Linked DNA regions of Homo sapiens: region 2 is linked to region 1. A link is a contact called in ENCODE Hi-C data. All regions are on one chromosome and are shown on one strand. The core of a region is the stretch at or near the end of the contact, and the rest is flanking DNA. Distances in the headings are between cores, read along the strand shown. Region 1 has its middle 93 kb from the start of LINC02628. Region 2 overlaps PARD3 (par-3 family cell polarity regulator).

Region 1 (3,633 bases), core at 120-2,619:
TCAAGGGGGTGACGTCATATGCAAACCCGATCCCACTTTTTCTCCTTTCTTAGAAGTTCTGAAAGAGAGATGAGAGTGCAGATATAGATGAGGATAGTCTGTCTAAGGATAATACCAAAGGTAAGTGTGCTTTGAGGTTTAAAATATTTGCTGGAAGCTATTTACTGACTGGTTACTAGGAGACAGCATGACTCATTGCTAACTTCCCCTCCGGGGCCAGCGTTCAGTCATTTATCACCTAGCACATTGGATCAAGACTGATAGAATCTTTAGAAAAAATTATGGAGTTCTCTATTCTAGTAAGGAGGCACTAAACTGTGGAAATAAAATGATCCCTGAAGATGAGGTCCACTGAGAAAGCATCCCGACATGTGTTCTGTATGTACTAACAGTCCAAGGATTAATGTGTGGTGGAGAGATATATACAAGATAAAATACAAACAACGTACATATTAAACAACTGTACAAAGCAATATTAAACCAACGTCAATAGTGAATACTGTATCTTCCCTGAGGACTTCCCCCCCGACCCCCACCCCAGTTTCTGAATGAATATATTTACATTATAACTCGGTATTCCTAATTTCCATGAAACAACACACTTAAATATTCCTTTAATAATCTTTCTAAAGATTCAAATAAGTAGAATAGATGAGGGTAGATTCCAAACAATCAGGTCTTTCAAGATAATTCATAAATTTAAATATAAATTCTAAGATAAATTTGGAAAATATTGAGGGTTGAATTGACATATGGGAAAAAATTAGTCAAATCATTTATACATTGCCCACAACCACAGGGGCATCACTATAATGTAAAGTTTATTGGAAAATTTTTTTTAGATAGAATCTCACTGTGTCACCTGGGCTAGAGCACAGTGGCATGATCACAGCTCACTGCACCCTCAACTTCCCAAGCTCAAGCCATCCTCCCACCTCAGCCTCCTGGGTAGCTGGGACTACAGGCATGCACTCCATGCCCAGCTAATTATTATTACTATTATTTGTAAAGATGGGGTCTTACAATGTTGCCCAGGCTGGTCTTGATTCCTGGACTCAAGTGATCCTCCTACCTCAGCTTCCCAAAGTGGTGGGATTACAAGTGTGAGCCACTGTGCCCAGCCTCATTGGGAATTTTTACAAAGAAATGTCTTGACATATTTCCATAACAACAACATCAGAATTGTCAGAGACAAAGCCTAGATAATATAAACTTCATCTGATAGGAGAAGGAAAGTATTTAAACATCAAAAGAATGGGAAATGATGTTTGTGCAGTTATGTTTGTGAGTGTGAGAGTGAGTAAGCGTGCAGCATATTGTAAAAATAAGCGAAAGGTGATGTGGCAAGAGTGTGTTTTGAAATATTTATTGAAGCTTTCACTCTGTGTTTTGCCTTGACCTTCGCCTGTTCAAAGAGGTATCAAGGTCCGTGCTGTGGTAGGGTTCCCTACTGTAAAAGCTGTCAAAATTCTGAGTCCATTGAGAAGATCGGTGGCTTAAGAAAGAGTGCAAAGTGCAGCTCTCTCACGGGGAGAGAAGAGAGAGTAAAAGACAGAGAAGGAGGGAGGGAGGAAAGAAGAGGAGATTGCATTTTCTCAGAGCAATTAAGATTTCCCTAGTCCAGGCCAGACACAGTGGCTCACGCCTGTAATCCCAGAAATTTGGGAGGCCAAGGCAGGTGAATCACCTCAGGTCAGTAGTTCAAGACTAGCCTGGCCAACATGGTGAATCCCCGTCACTATTAAAAATACAAAAGTTAGCCAGGCGTGGTGGCGCATGCCTGTACTCCCAGCTACTCTGGAGGCTCAGCTACTCTGGAGGCTCAGGTAGGAGGATCACTTGAACTTGGGAGGTGGAGGTTGCAGTGAGTCGAGATTGCGCCACTGCACTCCAGCCTGGGCAACAGAATGAGACTGTCTCAAAAAAAAAAAAAAAAGAAAAAAAAATTCCCTAGTCCAAGAGTATGAGGATCTGCTCCTGCTCCCTGAGGCCATGGCGGGACCTCAGGGAAGGTGAGTGTGTGATACACCTGGGGAAGTGCCCCAAGACTCTTGGTCCCAAGCTTGGTACAGAAGCCCACAGAACAGAGATTATCACGTGGCCAGGGACAATGTGCCTCTCAACAGGCATCAAACAGAGGGGCCTAGTCTATCCAATATCTTGACATGTCAGGCAGATCCCCAAGCCCTGCTCAAATCTGCTGAAGATGGTGATAGAGAAACCTCAAGAATGGTCAAGCTTTTATTTCCTCCAGCCCAGTGGGAAAAGGGCTTAGAGAGGATATTACATTGATTTATGGAAAATAAAGCATCTGAGTTTATAGACTAAGATTTATACCTGCTACAAAAGTATGAATCCTTTTATCCTATACATATATATACACATATATACTAGAGGGCACATGCTACTGAGACATATTGCTTGGGTTCAGATTTTGCAACACTAACTAGCTGCGTGTGATTTTAGGAAGTTTCTTAACCTCACTGGCCTCAGTTTCTGTGAAACTGAAATTAATCATAGCACCAATTTCACATGGTTGTTGTAAGAATGAGATGAGATCATCTGTATCTTTGGCACAGAACAAAGGCTGAACAATGATAAGCTATCATAATAATTATTATTATTATTTATTTTTCTTCCATAAATGTCCCAGTCACTACCTAAATGTGAAGGAGAGATCTAGTCCTAAAAAAAGGTTTCCATTGACAGCTCAAGTTATTCGTGGATTTTCTTTCATGATAGCCTTAAGAAATAAACAAATAGACAAAAGTCTCTGTTTTTCTTTGGCCCCTAGGTGACCACTAAATTACATGTGAAACAAAACATGTTCAAGAGAAATGTCCCTGGAAGAAAGGAATTTTTCCTAAATCTTAAATAGCAAGTTTCTTGAATCCTAAATAAGGGTAGTGTCACGCCTCTGCCAAGTAGGAATGTCAGTATGGGGGTAGGAAGTCCAGCTGTATCCTCCCATCAAATGGAAATTAGTTGGATTCCTGATGCTAAGGGTTCCCATGGGCTCTTCATATGACAGATAAGAGGACGAGGGGGGTGAAGAATTATTATTTATAAATAACACACCAGAGTGCCTGAGGTTGGCCAACCTTAAATTCAATGTTCAAAGTTTGGAGCAGGTGTCTACAAACTTTTATCCCTAAGCCACACTAAGAGGACTATTTATGAAATACATCTGTATCCTTGGATGGCTATGACAATTGGTAATGGTCATTGGGGTATTATACGAAATATGTTTGGTCTTTGTTCCCAGTTCCTGACATGGGGTTCCTAAAACCCCTGGAATCTTCTGAGTGATAGGACTATTTTTGTTATTTATAATGAAGCCACTTGATCACTTTCTGAGTTTATGGTAAAGAGATTACGTAGGGTGACACCCCTAGATAGTCTCTGTATGGAGCCAGTCAACAGAAAGACAAGGTGATTAGAGGATTAGAAGGTTGGAGCTGTCAGCCCCACCTACTGATAGCTGGTGGGTTGGTGGGGGGCAAATAGAAATCAAGCTTCACAAAAACTTGAACAACAAGATTTGGTGAGTTTCCAGTGGCTGAATACAGGGAGGTACTGGGAGGGTGGAGCCCCAGAGACGGGGTGGAAGTTGTGCACCCCCATAACTCACGG
Region 2 (3,635 bases), core at 528-3,027, 870 kb before region 1:
TCTGTATTTTTTTCCATGTCTACATTTGGAGCCTAGATCCCTTAAATTTTATTCCCACTGTTTTGGTCCTGTGCATGTGACAACGTATGTTAAATAGGCACTGTTAGAAGCTAAATAACAGATGTTTGAGTACAAATTATGTTAGGGTCCTGCTTCCTGAAAAAGCCACTTGTCCTGGGGTTATAAATTGAGTGGTACGTTAGCCCACGTCTGCAGTCGTAGCTTGTTTTATTTGTAAGAGTCTCTGCTGGGACTTGAATTCAGTCCTCCTGTCTTCTGAGTCCAAAAAAATATCTGTCCTTTTCTGGCTCTCTCCGTCTTTCTTTCTAAAGATAATTGCTTTATTATTGAGTCACTTTTTTCTTTTATCACATAATCGCTTTACTTTCAACATATCAGAAAAACCTTTTTATTTTAAAGCAGTGAGAAAGACCTGCAACCTGCATGTCTTTCGAGTTAGGCTTTATTTCCATAGCTGTCATCTTTGTCTTAAAATGGAAACTTCATTTTTGCATGCTTTAAGCCCAACCTTCTAGTATCTACAGTTGTAGCTATACAATATTGATACTTACGTGCATTTTCTCTGAGTGTCTAGATAATTAGAATCATACAAAGAAAAAAGGATCAAGTGACTTAATTGTCTAGATTTTTTTTCACTTTCTTTTGTTTGAGTACAAATTATGTTTAGGGTTCTGCTTCCTGAAAAGGCCGCTTGTCCTTGGGGTATAAATTGAGTGGTATATTAGCCCATGTGTGCAGTCGTAGCTTGTTTTATTTTGTAAGAGTCTCCACTGGAACTTGAATTCAGTCCTTCTGTCTGCAATTCCTTAATAGTAGTACCTTGAGGTATATGAGGTTGATTTTTTTCAGAAGGGGAAATGTTCTGAAATATATTTTAACTACAGGAAAATTTTGATACTGTAATTTAAGTTATAAACTTATTTGCCTTGGACAAAATGTCTTTTTTGTCTAAAAAGAAAAATGTAGAATACCTTTTAAAGGAAACATATGCTCTCATTTCTGTGGAGTATATAGTGCTTTCTGATAATGATGTTATACTTCCTGTTAGATAAAAGATTCCCTAAGAACAAGTTGTTTTAAATTTTTTTCCTGCTTGAATTCTCTCATAACATTGAAAAAATTTCAGCTGAAATATTGCTTCCCTGCTAAAAAATATTGTTTTGTAGTTTCTTTAATGTTTACCTTTTAGAGGTAAAGTGTTTTATTTATATTTATCAGTAAAATTTCATTTAAAGTGAAAATACTGTACCAAAATATTTTTGGTGTGTTTTTATTACCCTTTATAAGAGCAACACCTTTTTATTTTGGTGTAAGAAAACCTATGATGCACAAGGCTATCAAAATATCTCTGTTCTAAGCCAGTAAGTTTTGTGTTAACTTGACATTTTTGAAATATTTATTGCTTGGTACTTGTCAATGCCCTGGTGATTGTCACTTTGGGTTTAATGATGAACACTAAAAGATTGACCACTTCCTCTCTTCTAGATATCTGGTCTTAGTTTCTTTATTAGTCACAAAACCTTAGTGGTTCCCAGATCATGGCAGAATTGTGCATGAAATGAGTTATGTTCCATAGCAGATATGGCTAGTCCTAGAGTGTGTGTGTGTGTGTGTGTGTGTGTGTGTGTGTGTGTGTGTTTTCCTGTTGTTTCCACAGGATTACAGCTGAAAACTTTTGTTTTGTTTTAGGTAAATGGAGTAGATTTAGTGGGCAAATCCCAAGAGGAAGTTGTTTCGCTGTTGAGAAGCACCAAGATGGAAGGAACTGTGAGCCTTCTGGTCTTTCGCCAGGAAGACGCCTTCCACCCAAGGGAACTGGTGTGTAAATTTAGAGTAGATGAAAGATTTCTGATATGCAGCAGCCAGGGGTCTGGGTTAGTTGCCTGATGGCAAATGTTTATTGAGACATTTTCTGAGGAGTTTCTAGATCTTATATTTCTTTCAGCCCTCACTGAATACAAACATTCTTTTCTCTAATACTCCCTTAGTTTCAGAAATGGATATCCTCAGTAATGAATGGAGGGGTACTTAAACATCAGACTGTAGGGATATTTTCAAGGGCATCAAATGTTCATCACTGTACACCCTCAGATGGACTGACTGAATACAGAGACGCCGATTATTTCAGAACTGTCACTCCACAGACTGTCGCTGAAAGCTTGCCATCTTCCACACTGCATATGACAAATTTTCATATTTCACATTTTCATAGTACATGTCAGTAAGCCAAATAGATGCTTGCTTCCTTACTGTTGTATGAAAAGGAATACCTTTTTAAAAAAATTATTATTAAAAATAAAAAGACCTAAGTGGCAATAAGCCTCATGGCTATTAATTATACAAATATAGGTCATGTTACTTAGGATGACATAAATGAAGGAAATGAAAAGGCATTTACAACTTTTGCAACCTATCTCCTTCACTTTCCATACATACATTAATACATCTGAGTATTTACATGGTATTGGTGTGAATGAAATAAGTGTCTTAAATGTACATAGTTCTGAGTGGTTTTCTGCAAAAGTGCTAGGTTTCATTTATATATAAAAATGACATAATTGGAGGAGTTGCCTTTGTCTTTTGATGTGGTAAGAAAATTGTTTTATTTCAAGTACAAGTGGTATTTTAAATATTTCAAAACAGATTCTACTTGGATCATTTTGGAATACATCCTTTTCATCTAGCTCTTAGTGCTAAACAAAAATTAATTTGTATAATCTAGAGTGACAAGGTTTTAGAAACGAGGTTTCCAAATTTATCATATAGCCCAAATTCTCTTGTGTCTTCAAGTATGGATGTGTTATGATAAAAATAACTATATTTTATTCTCTATATAAACTATTTCTATAAATATTATAAATGAAAAAATTTTAGTCATAATATCTTATCCCCTGGTTACACACAGGTCTTAAAACTTAATGTGGATTTTGTGGAAATTTCAGACAGTGATAGGGTTGAAAAGTGAACACTTTTGTTTTAAGTAGATTTTGAATAAATTATGAAAACTTCTTTATATTTAAAAATGTTTAATGCATTATTTCTCAATTTAAATTCAGTTTTTCGTTTTCCCCCCACTGTTATCCAATTTTGTGCTTAAAATGCCACCTGATCCTAAATCTGGAGATGTCTCTATTAAATTGTAAATGAGCACTTAAAAAAAAAAAACAACTAGCTTTCCATGTGATTTGCCGAAGCTTTAATTCTTCCTCAGTGTCTCGGAGTGCACTAGTTAGCATTATTAGATTGCCAAAGCTTAGACACTGCTCTTAAGCAGCCTTTTCCAGAGTTAGTGCCAGCATATAGCCAGCTTAAGGTTATTCAGGTTCTTCTTGTCCAATTTTGATCTTCCAGGCTTCTGTTTTTCCCTTCTGCTACCTACTTTTTTTTTTTCTTGGTTATGTAATTTATTGCTTGTGAGCTTTTCATTAAGGAGTACGCCAGTAGGCCGTCAGTCTATTATGCATGTTGCAGCTGCTTCTCAAAATTTAAGAGAATAAAATCCTGAAAATTTAAAGGGAGGGGACATTTAAAAATAATCTTGAATCCAGTAGACGTAACTATTTTCCTCTGTTTGGGGTGTCTGTGTTTAAATTCTGTGTGTCTAAATCTAAATA

What was found. Hi-C counts contacts between places; a loop is a spot of excess contacts on that map. Pooled maps may share reads with other maps.
Region 2: a loop to region 1 is called in a pooled map, with 5 times the contacts of the local background. The contact joins two enhancer-like sites. A Hi-C loop is called at or near these places in 2 of 37 single-sample maps with no recorded cell type and 4 of 50 pooled maps.

Annotation. Positions count from the first base shown.
Region 1 is chr10:33,505,892-33,509,524 of GRCh38, reverse strand. No RefSeq gene overlaps it. Among named protein-coding and RNA genes, the nearest start is that of LINC02628, 93 kb to the left of the region's middle. Within about 2 kb of position 1,369, at least 8 of the 41 ENCODE cell types and tissues checked have a DNase peak (open chromatin) inside an H3K27ac peak, as active enhancers do.
Region 2 is chr10:34,373,078-34,376,712 of GRCh38, reverse strand. It overlaps PARD3 (par-3 family cell polarity regulator), which reads left to right. Exons shown (of 25, transcript NM_001184785.2): 11 at 1,711-1,839. Among named protein-coding and RNA genes, the nearest start is that of PARD3, 440 kb to the left of the region's middle. Within about 2 kb of position 1,777, at least 2 of the 41 ENCODE cell types and tissues checked have a DNase peak (open chromatin) inside an H3K27ac peak, as active enhancers do.